Linked DNA regions of Mus musculus: region 1 is linked to region 2. The links are chromatin contacts, found by Hi-C or POLR2A ChIA-PET in ENCODE. All regions are on one chromosome and are shown on one strand. The core of a region is the stretch at or near the end of the contact, and the rest is flanking DNA. Distances in the headings are between cores, read along the strand shown.

The links. A loop is a pair of places that touch in the nucleus more often than their neighbours do. ChIA-PET counts read pairs that join two places held with the same protein, here RNA polymerase II (POLR2A).
Region 1: a map of heart shows a loop between it and region 2 (2.5-fold over the local background). The contact joins the promoter of Mrpl19 here to the promoter of Gcfc2 in region 2. A Hi-C loop is called at or near these places in 4 of 37 maps with a recorded cell type or tissue (heart and v-Abl transformed pro-B cells). POLR2A ChIA-PET finds 5 or more read pairs at or near these places in 2 of 5 experiments (Patski and embryonic stem cell).

The regions. Positions count from the first base shown.
Region 1 is chr6:81,963,226-81,969,474 of GRCm38, reverse strand. It overlaps Mrpl19 (mitochondrial ribosomal protein L19), which reads left to right and starts at 3,526. Exons shown (of 5, transcript NM_026490.2): 1 at 3,526-3,768; 2 at 5,118-5,236; 3 at 5,407-5,541. The coding sequence starts at 3,548.
Region 2 is chr6:81,921,857-81,927,691 of GRCm38, reverse strand. Gcfc2 (GC-rich sequence DNA binding factor 2) reads right to left here and starts at 4,023. Exons shown (of 17, transcript NM_177884.3): 1 at 3,754-4,023; 2 at 1,798-1,926. The coding sequence starts at 3,985.

The DNA of each region.
Region 1 (6,249 bases), core at 2,277-4,776, 42 kb before region 2:
TTATTCTCTGAGTCCTTTCTCTGCTTGGACTCCTCTGCCCCTAGGTTTTGTGAGACAAGGTCTCACTATGAAGTCCCAGCAGGCCTGGAACTCTCAGAGATATGCCTGCTTCTGGCTCACAAACACTTGGATTAAAGGTATGTGCTGCGACTTCATTGCAGCCTTTAAACAAATATATAAACTTTGTATTTCACCACCTCACCTCCACAAGCTAGAGACAAAGAATCAACTCCGACCCACACATTAACTACTGTATCACCTCAACTCTCTCTGGACATTTTACCAAGCTTCCTGATACCATAGTGAATGTGGAAGATGTAATCTCACAAGCAGACAGAACTCCTGGGGCCACACTAACAGATATGAGAACCGAATGGAAAACGAGGACGTGACGCTCCTAGGTGTGGCTGAGGTTTACTGTAGATGCAAGGAAGAGCACAGTCAGAGGCATCTGGAAGAGTCCAGGCTGAACAAGGTCAGCAGACTGAACCAGGCCCTGAGAGGAGGGGTCGGGGTTCAAGAGGAAAGAGATGTGGATGAGTGGACCAAAAGAGACCCAGGAGCGGAGCCAGCCGGGAGCCGGGAGAGAAGCAATGGCTAAGGCAGGGTCCAGCGGCTCCGTGAATGGAATCCCAGTTGCTGGGCTGCAGAGGTTTAGGGTAGTGGGCAGGGTGAGAAGTGTTCTTTGATTTTTTTCCTCCATGAAGTTGTTTAGTGCAATAATTAAAACGACAACTAACTTTTAATACAAAAATGAGGGTAAAGTGGCCTGGCAGCATTTGGTTGGCAGAAATATGGGAAGAAACGATGAAATAAAGGTCTTTTAAAATGTATTTATGTGTATGTGTTGGAAGGAGCCAGAAGAGGATGTCAGACCCTCTGTTAGGCCACCACATTCAGTTCTGGGAGCTGAACCTATGTCCTCTGCAAGAACAGTCAGTGTTCTTAATCATTTAGCGGTCTCGCTGGTTCCTGAGGTAAGTAGTTTTGAATTCTCTCTTCTGCTGCTGTTTGCAGTGAGGAGAGCTGGAGGTAACTAAATACAGCATGACCAATGTCAGGCCGGTGTCGTAAACTGCAGTGATCTAGAGAAGAGGAGGGAGGCCTGGAGCAGGGTCAAAGAGGAAGAGGATGAAGCACGAGGATTCGTGTGCTGTTGGACAGCTCTAGGTTAGCTTTAAGAACACTTTGCCCAGAGGCCGGGAGGAAACAGTCCTGGCACTGAGAGTTGGGCTGGAGCTATGGGGATGACCACGGAGGTCCCTGGAACAGCCCACGCTGGAGAAGCTGGAGGTGCCTAAGATGGATGAGTTCTGTATGTTCATGCTGACTCCGAGGTAGCAGTGGTGCGTTAATCCAGACTGATGATCACACCGTACATGTATTAAATAGTTCTAGCAACTTGCCATCTCTGAGAGTATGAGCCAGCTAGCCAGCCAGCCAGCCTGCCTGCCCTCCCTCCCTCCCTTCTTTCCTTCCTTCCTTTTCTTTTTGGTATTGGTGATGATGTACTCGAATCCACAATCTTTGTACATGTCAGACATGTGCTGTACCACTAAGCCTCACCTCCAGCAATAGCTGCCCTCAAATCTCAAATTCTTTAATTTTTTTCAAACAATTTCTCTCTCTGTCTCTCTGTCTCTGTCTCTGTCTCTGTCTCTGTCTCTCTCTCTCTGTGTGTGTGTGTGTGTGTGTGTGTGTGTGTGTGCTTGCAGGAGTCTATGTGCAGGACATATGTCCTGTTACCCAAGGACACCCAGTGTACATTAGTTTCCCTGGACCTGGAACTACAAACAGCTGGGAGCCGCCTGGTGTGGGTGCTGGGAACTGCTACAAGAGCTGTAAGTGTTCTTACACGGAGCTGTCTCCCAAGCCCCTCTCAACTCAAGAAGGTTTGAAATGGACCCCTTTTAGCTTGTATGCCTCCCAACTGCCCGAGGCAAACTCAGTTTTAGTTCTGGAAAAGGGAATGTTCTCAGTGAGCTCAAGGACTCCGTGGGGGCTATTTGTTAAGAGTGATGGCTTTTCTCTTTATGCTTTGTCCTAGTTAAGGTTTTGTTGATGAAATGAAATATCATGACCAAAGCAAGTTGAGGAAGAAAGGTTGCATTTGATTTACACTTCCATAACACTGGATCTCACTGATGGAAGTCAGAACAGAAACTCAAACAAGGAAGGAACATGGAGGCAGGAGCTGATGCAGAGGCTATGAAGGAATGCTGCTTACTGGCTTGCTCCTCATAGCTTGCTCAGCCTGCTTTCTTATAGAATCTAGAAACACCAGTCCAGGGATGGCACCACCCACAATGGGCTGGACCCTCCCCCATCAATCACTAACTTAAAAAAATGTCCTACAGGCCACCTACAGACCTATCTTATGGAGACATTTTCTCAGTTGGGGGTACTCTCCTCTCTGATGACTCTAACTTTTGACAAAACAGCTAGCATTTATTATTCTGTTTGGAGCCTGTGAGAGCCAGGTAGTGCTGGTTAGTAAGACAGAAGTTAAGCAAAAGAAGATACTCATTGCTCCCCACGGAATTCATAACAACGAACTAAATACCAATAATCAAACAAGAGGCAAACGAAAATTTCCTAAAAGAAGCAACGTTCTACAAGACTGATTAACTAATTAAAACGTGAGTGACTTGAAGCATTGTGGTGCTGCAGATCCAGAGCCCAACTATCTTGGCCCATTAGTCCCTCAAATGGTAATTTATTCCCAACTTACTTGTGAACCAACGGCCTTGTTATTATTAAGGGACTACATTCAGCAACCGCCTCACTTCCATCAACCTGAAGGCTAAGAAGGCCATCAGCGCAACTGAGGCATACAGCAGAGACATCTCCATTTTGATATAGCATTCCTAAATGGGTGTACCTGCCAATGTGTTTAAGGAATGGCTTTCTTGCTCTGATACTATGGAATGCCATGGAATTGTTACATGTAATTGGAACATGGATTTGTGGTGACCTAAATCTTGTGTTCTGAGCCCCTCATTAATACTTGACTCTAGAATAAACTATCTCTTTTGCCCTTTAGGTGACAGTTGTGTTTTTCATGTAGGCACAAGCAAATAAAAGGTGGAACTGAGGAGGCTGGAGAGGGTGGCTCTGCAGTTAGGAACACGTAATTTTTCAGAGGACCCATGTTCAATTTCCAGCATCCACATAGGGTCCCTTGCCACTGCCTGTAACTCCAGCTCCAGGGGATCATATGTCCTTCATGGGCACCTGCAATCACACTCACACACACACACACACACACACACACACACACACACACACTCCACGCACTTCATAGTCACTCACTAAATGCAAATGAGATCACAGTACTTAGTGAAATGTACAAACTTGCTAACCCTGTAGAGAAGTGTAACTTTGCAAATTATGGAGAAGAGGAAAATTATATACATTTACAGGTATAACTCCCTCAAACAAGCGGCGGTACACCGGGAAGCAAGTTTAGTCCCATAGGAGCCACCGTCCGGCCACACCCCATCGCACTGACTTCTGGGAGTTGTAGTCCTTCATTGAGGGTGTAGACATGGCGGCCTCCATGGCAGAAAGTTGTAGGGCGTCCCTGTACCTGGCCCGGAGCGTCCGAATGGCCAGGCCACGGCTTGCTGCCTTCGCATCTGATGCCTGCCGTGTCTGCACGGGCCCAAGCCGATTTCAGAGCACCGGGCCTTCAGAGCCCGGTGGGTTCAAGCCACCGCCGAAACCTGTCATCGTGGACCGGCGCCGAGTCCCGGAAGACGAGAGAAGGTGAGGCGGCCGAGGCCGCGTGGGAGTGCGCACACTTTGATACCCGCTTTATAGCTGGGCTGCACGAAATCGGGTTCCGGGTCTGCCCCTCTCTAGATCACGAAAGACGCAGGCTTGGACTCCCTTCCCTCAGTTTGTCCTAAAATCCACCACGGTGAGCCTTGGCCAACAGATTCTATCCAGGAGGAAGGGTTTGGGGAGGTCAGATCGGCTCAGGCACGTGGATCCAGCACACTCTTTTTCGTCTTACCTACATAAATGCATCTTCAGAAGCTTAACAGTATGGACCCGCAGGGTGGTTCGGTTGTGAAAGTTGCAACCTGTACACCCAAATCCATGCCTAGAACCCATAGAGAAAAGAGAGACCGTACTCCAAAGTTTGCCTTCAAATCCCCACATGAATGTTATGCTGGGCGCTCCAACCACAATACACAATAATTTGTGGGTGTGTATCAGGCTGGCCTTGAACTCAAAAAAGATCTGCCTGCTTTTGCCTCCTAAATGTTAGGATCAAAGGTGGGAATCCCTATGCTCGGTGGAAGATTTCTTTTAAAGTCAGTTTGCAGCTGGTGATTTGTATATATTTTCTCCATATTTATAGCTCAGTGGGAGACTTGTGCTCATTTGCAGACTGAGAGAAATGCAGCGTATTAACTGTGACAAAATTGTAACAAATAGTAATTATGTCAGCGGTTCATCACCTTTACGCTCCAGTTGTGCTTTGTTTTTTTTTTTTTTAAGTAAGATGACAATAAAACATCTAACTGGTCTCAGGATTAATTTATGCTACTATGGGTCAGCTTGCCTGTGTGGTGACAAACACCAGAGACAGCCAGCCTAAAGGGAACAAATTCGTTTGGCTCAGGGTTTGGACAGTTGTAGTTAATTTTGCTTGGTCCTGGCCCTGTCACTTGGGCCCTGCAGTGACACAGTATAGCGTGGCAGGAAGCATTAGCTAGGTAAAAGCAAAGGGAGAAACAGAAAGGGGCCGGGGTCTGTGCCTTGCCTTCAAGGTTAGATGCCCAGTGACATGTTTCCTGTACCGGACTGAAACTCTTTAAGGCTTTCTAAGCCCCAGTAGCTGCCCAGGATGACAGCTAAACAAACCCTTAGCACAAATGCCTTCTTGGACAATAAGGTCCAGACCTTGAGGGCTACTTGATGTATGATAACCATTTAAACACAATGCCTGGTGCGTTCTCAGGAGTGAGCATTAACAATGGTTTTGGAAACCATGGTTTTAGAAATAACATTGCAATCCATATTGAAAGAATAAAATACATCTACATTATACCCATTGTTTTTCTTATGCTGGCCTAAATCACCTTTCATTTTTAATTTTTTTATAGGTTCCTGAGTCCTGAATTCATCCCTCCCAGGGGGAGAACAAACCCTCTGAAATTTAAGATAGAAAGAAAAGATATGCTAGACAGGAGAAAGGTGCTTCCGATTCCAGAGTTCTATGTTGGTGAGTAACGGTGTCTGGCAGCAGGTGTTGGGCGCTAGTTTTCATTGCCTTCAGATTATTGTTCAGATGTCTGGGTTTTGCTGTTATTTATTTCTGACATACTAAGATATAAACCTTATTTGTTCATTCCTGCATCTGTGTCAGAGCTTGCTTCTCTTCTGACTCTGTAGGAAGCATACTTCGAGTCACCACAGCCGACCCCTATGCCAGTGGAAAAACCAGCCAGTTCCTGGGGATTTGCATCAAGCGATCAGGGAATGGGCTCGGGGCTACTTTCACCCTCAGGAACACGATTGAAGGACAAGGTATGTTTCTTCTTGAGCATCCAGAGAGTGAAACTGGGATTTCCCCAAGAGATAATGTGTGCTTTGCCTTGGATACAGATTAGTATTCACTGTTTAACGTGCATTGTTTAGTTTCTTTTGAGGGCTTCTTTTATTATAGGGCAACACCCATTAGGACTAGACTGGCCTGGGCATGGTGACATGTCTGCTATCCTAGCATAGGGATGTCCTGAGGCAGAAACTACATAGTGAGACCTTGCCTAAACAAACATGGTTATTTTCAAGTATGGAGACAGTGTATAAAGCAGTGAAGAGAGATTCCTTTTGTTTTTGCTAGTAGTGTTTTTAAAACGGGATGGTCCATATAGGCCATGGGTGGCCAGGAACTTGCTATATAGAGCTGACTGACTTCAAACTTGAAATATCCTCAAATCTCGGCCTCCTGAGGACAGGGATTAGAGGATTAGAGATGTGAGCTGTCACATTTAGCAGGATCACCCCTTTCTGAGCAAATACCCCGAAGTCCACTGGGACTCCTAAAATGAAGGTCTCTACTTTATGTTGTGACATGTTATAACCTGTTATGACAGGTTATGGTGTCAGAAGCAGTCACACATGCCATGACTGACACAGCAGAACAAATGGTAAAGTTCTAGAAAGGAGAATTGAAACGGCAAGTAAGAGTGTTTATTCTTCTGGGTGCACTTTGGGGTTCTGACCAGTGAGCTA
Region 2 (5,835 bases), core at 2,774-5,273:
GGTGGGGAGATGCTGGTGTCACAGGAAGTAATCCTCTCCCAAGTTACATGTCAGAGTTCAGGGAAGGGAAGACTGTGTTTCCCATCCTGTCCCCTCACGTCTCCACAGTTCCCACACAGCAGATGTCAGACAGACGAGGGCTGAACGGATACAGACACCCCCGTGCTTTTTCTGATAAGTGGCATTAGCGTATGCATCGCCCACCAGACAAGCAATCATCTAATAAGCTGAGATCAACTGTGATCTCTTTTGTAAGAAGAACCTCTGCCACAGGGAACATCTCAAGGCAGACAGCCTATCACTGGTTAATTCTCACAGCCAAACACATAACAAATACATTCTTCATACACACACACACACACACGGCTTTGTGCTTGGGTGACAGCCATGTGCCATCATACCTAGCCCTGCCATCTTTAAATAGCACATCTGCTATCTCGATGGTGTATTTGGAGGAATGACAACTCTTTACCGTGGAACTGTCCTGTACTCTGAAGGGAATTTACCACCCACATGCCAACTCTACTCTCTGTGATTATTAGAAATTATGCCACACATTGTTCCCGACTGGCTTCTCCTCAGGAGAGCAGAGCTACCTGCGCTTCAGAACCCTCACACTGTCCCTCACACTGTCCCTCACACTGTCCATCCTCAGAAGCAGTGCTGAGTACTGCAGCCACTAGTCATATCGCACCATATCAACTTAGGTAAAGACTCGGCTCAACAGCTTCTTGCGGCAGTGGCTACTGTACTCATGGTGAAGATATAGACATTCTTCTACCATAACAAAAGTTCTACTGGACAGTGCCGCACCCAGAATTCACCCCAGACTATGTCTGCTTATTACGAAGCTCAATTTTTAAAAAGATCTAATTCACTATTTGCAATTATGAATGTGCATTTGTGCATGTGAGGGGCTGGTGCCTGAGGAGGCCGGAAGCACCAGACTCTGCAGGAGCTGGAGTTCTGAGTGGTTGTGCGCAGGCCGACATGGGTGCTGGGAACTGAGCTACTTTTCTCAAAGGGCTCTTACATGTCACTAGCCTGAAAAAATAAAAATAAAAAAGAGTCTCTACAGAAGGAAACAAGTTATGAACACCTGATTACATTTAAAAGGCCGGAGGAATATTTCTGACTTCATGGGCTATAGAGTAAGGCCCAGGATAACTTCTCCACTTTGCCATCGTAATGCCAAAGCAGACTTAGGTAACTAATATCTGAAAGAGCTTTAATGAGCATTGGGTTAGATTTGGCCCAGAGGTGGTTATGCGCTTAGCTAACAACTGAACTAAGCAATCTTTCTTTAAAAAAGCCTCTTCGAGTCATTATGAGTTACATATGTTATATTGTCCTCCTTCAGGTTTTAGACACGCTACATGTGACATCAGCAACAATCTCAGGATAAATTCTTACCAGCTTCTAGGTGGGAGGGGGAACTACCCAGCAAGCACAGGGGCTCAGAACACACTGCGGAGCAGACTCCCTGATCTGAGCCTTGTCTGGGCTACTTCTAAGCTGTCTGATCTCAGTTATATCATGTAATAAATAATGATATAACTATCTGTTGCATACTTTTTACTGCTTTATCAACAATTAAAATGACTGGTGTATACTGTGCTGATGCGAGAGCTTTTTCATGCCATCCATCACAGGCTCAGGAGGCAGAGGGTGAGTCTGAGGCCAGTTTAGGCTACAGGATGAAACCCAGACCAGCCTGGGGTACAAAGTGAGACCTTGTGGCAAAAAAAGGAAGGAAGCTAGTTAAGTTAGTTATATAAAATTACAAAAATTACCAACCTATGGGTGAAACGTCTCTTTCTTCCAGAGAGCAAGAGCTATCAGAGGACGGACTCCGATCACCCTTACTTCCTGTCAAGGTATGTGTTCCTTCCTCTTCATCCGTTGAGAGCTCAGCTGTTCTGCATTCTAAGAGGATACCGATGGAAGCAAGAAAGAGTCAAAATATTTGAATCAATAACCAAAATAAACATGTTCATAAGATGTCCTCTTAATTCCAGACTACATGAAGCTCAAAAAGATTGGTGCAAATAAACATTTAAAGGAGAGTCTGAGAGGTGAATCAGAGGTCAAGAACACACACTGTCCTTGCAGAAGACATGAGTCTGGTTCCCAGCATCTGTGTCAGGCAATTCACAGCTACCTGAAACTCCAGCTCCTGGGGATCTGACACATCTGGTCTCTGTGGTCACTGTACTCACACATGGACATACACAAAAATGAAAATACATCTCTAAAACACAGAATAAAATATGGAAAAAAATAAAGCCACCGCTCACGTCTTAGCTACTGCTGTGAGAGACAACCTCTGCCTCCAACCAAGGCAAAGCACGGTCTCCAGTTATCCTTCACAGCCCTCGGGGTCTCGTGAGGTGATGTGTGCACTCAAAACCACTTTGATTGTAACAGACACACGTTACTTGTTCTTTTCTCTGGGTTGACATTGTAGTAAGGTACAAGTGTGGTGGGTAAAAGCGCTCGCCTCAGCACAAAGGCAGTGACATCAGCTCGTACACAGTCATTGTATTCTTCACCACACACCAAGAAAGGGAAAAGAAAGCCATTTTCATTCACGTTTGTTGATGAAGCAATGCAAATTATTAATTTTGTAAAACTTTGAGCCGAGTACCACTATCTTAAGGATAGTGGTAACAAAAGAAAAATAATCTATAGAAACCTGGGCTATTTGGGACCTCTATTTTTAAGAGTTACAAAGAGAGTTCAAAGGCCAAAGAAATTTGAGAACCACTGATCTAGGAGGGAAGAGAAGTACTTACTTAACTCAAGGTAAACAGATGACCGGCATACTTTGTTACAAATACAAAAAAGATCAATCAAACTTTAGATGAACCGGGCCCCTGACATTGACTAAGAAATCAGTAAGATCCCAAGCCTTGAAGTCATTATTTTAAGTGCTATACGCTGGGCACAGAAAGACAGATATGTTAAGCTCTCATTAATATGTAGAATCCAAACAATTTGAAGGAAATCACAGACACTGAATAGAATGGTGGTTAATATGAGCCAATGTGGGAATGTATGTTGGCAAAGGTTACAAAATTTTACAAGAATAAGTTTAGTGTATCTATTGTACAACACAGTGATCTTCCTACACTGTGTGTGTCTGCTGCCTGACAGGGTTAGGGGAGGAGTTCCAATGTCCCAGAGTTACAGACGGTCCTGAACCACCAAGTTGGTGCTAGACACTGAACTCGGGTCCTCTAAGAGTAACCAGTGCTCTTAACTGCTGACTGGCTTCGCCAGCCCTCAAATGACTTGGTATTTGATCACATGAATGGAACGGTCCTTAGTGTCACCAATCTCAGTCACAGCACCTCGTTTTACATTATTTTTAATCTACTTTTTGTTGTTGTTGCAGATGACTGATTTTAAAAATGACAACGTTCCAAACCCTGTCCTTATTCTTTTAGTCACTGTCTGGTGTTCTTAGAAAACTGTTAGACAAGCTCCCAAAGGCTCACACGACTTTCATCCACATTTAACAGCTAACAGCACGAGGAGTCGTTCAGGACCTCTCTGAGGATTTGGGTTCAGTGTGTGCACACCAATGGCTGTATGCTCTAGTCGGTGCGGGTCACCTGAGGATGCAAACTGCAAAGTGCCACCAAGATCTATGGGAGGCTTCGGGCAACCCCGGCATTGAGCAATGCGGGTGCAGACGGCCATAGAGGCCTCTGGATCTGAGCAACGGAGCCCTTTCCACCCCTCGGTCACCTGCTCCGCCGTCCCCGCGGGGAGCAGCTCCCGGGCTGCGGCGGGAACTCGCCCAGACCCGACCTCGGCCCCGGGCGCTGCGGGCCCCGCGCGGCCGCTCCGCTCCCTCTGTTCGGCCGCCGGCAGACGCCGGCTCCTCCGCACTCTGCTCCTTCGCGCCGTCGCTATCGCTATCGCTATCGCTGGACTCGACCTGGCGCCGCCTGAAAGTCCTCTGGGGCCTGAGAGCCATGTTCCAAGTAGGATTGGCGCGTCTCCTTAAGGCTAGGTGTCCGGCGCCTGCGCAGTCGCGCGTCTCGAGATGCGCATGCGTGTTTGTGAGAGCTCCGCCTGGTGCAGCAGGGTTCGGTACCCAATGGTCTGAATTGGCCGAGCTGAGCTGCCTTTTTAGTGGGACAGATAATAACTGGCCAAACATTCTCGCAGTTTATGTTCGAAGCCCGGGAGATTACCTGCACATCTCACCCAGAACAGACAGAAGTGGAGGGATAAACAATGAAATTAAGCATAAATGATAAGAGCATAAATGACCTGAGGCCTGTGGCTGAGATTTCTCCACTGCATTCTGTTCACTTAAGGTTTCCACAAATGTATTTAAAATGCTTTGGCTTATAACTCCATTCTCTCTCTCCTCTCTCTCTCTCTCTCTCTCTCTCTCTCTCTCTCTCTCATATGCTCTCTCTCTCTCCTTTCTTCTTTCAAACTAACACTTCCCACATTGACCATGGAATTCGCAAAGGCAGAAATCTGTTTATAGGCCATGGGCACATATTTGGCTCCAAAATTGTATTCCCTTTGGGGTAAGAACTACGTTGGGTCCCAGGCAATCTAGAGAGAGTGAAACCTTGGTCTCTCAGAGCTGTGATGAGAGTTTGCAGTTGCTTCCATAAGCATCAGGTTCCATGCCTGCAACCTTTGGGCTCCAGGCTTTAACACCTGCAGCACACCTCACCCCGTCTCCAGCGTACTATTCCTTTATTGTTTCCTTATTTGTTGGTTGGTTTTCAAGAAGACTTCAGTTACCATCAAAACATTTCATGTGACTACATAAAGTTGGGTGCATACAGCTACCAAATACTGTTGTTGGGACTAGAATCAGAAACATTTAACACAGGCTCGTGGCATTGAAAACCTGGTCCCCAGATTGTGGCACTGTGGGACAGTTGTAGAACCTTTGGGACTATGGGTTAATTCGCAAAAATGGCTCTCCAGAGGCAGGCCTTGCAGGTGATGGATACATCTCCCTCTGGCCAGAGCTCTCAGCTTCCTGGTTGGCCAAGGTGTGGAGTTACTGATTGACAATGTTCGGCCACTGCTGACCAAGCCATTGGCCTTGCCAATCCGACCATGATGGAGGGAGGGTGCCGACAGAACTGTGAGTCAAGTAAACCCCTCCTCACTTAAGATGCTTCTGCCAGGTTCTTTGTCATGGTGACATGAGAAAAATAACCAAGATAGTTTTCTTTTCACCCTATTTAGTTTAATTCTTTTTACATATATTTAGTGTGTGTATGTGTGTGTGTGTGTGTGTGTGTGAGAGAGAGAGAGAGAGAGAGAGAGAGAGAGAGAGAGAGAGAGAGAGAAAGAATATGGCTAAGATAAGAAGACAGCTATTTGGAATCAGCTCTTTCCTTCCACTGTGTAAGCTGGTCACTAGGCCAAACAAGTATCTTTACCAGCCAAGCTATCTTACCAACCCTTTTATTTATTGATTTATTTATTTAATTCTATTTTTTTAACCTACTTATAAATTTACATTATTTGCTCACAATTGTTATACCCATAAGACTATAACAAGTATAGCTGAGTGTTTTCCTTCCAAAGTCATACATACTATGCATGCCTATTTTAATTTGGAAATATTATTTATTCTGTAATATTTGTATATATTTCTCCAACAAAGCTCCTTTAAAATTAATATTAAATATTAAAATATATATATTGAGACAGGGTTTCTCTATATAGCCCTGGCTGTCCTGGAACTCACTCTGTAGACCAGGCTGGCCTTGAACTCAGAAATCTGCCTGCCTCTTAAGTATATATTTTTTAAAGAACTAAAATTGTTATACCAAAATTTAGATT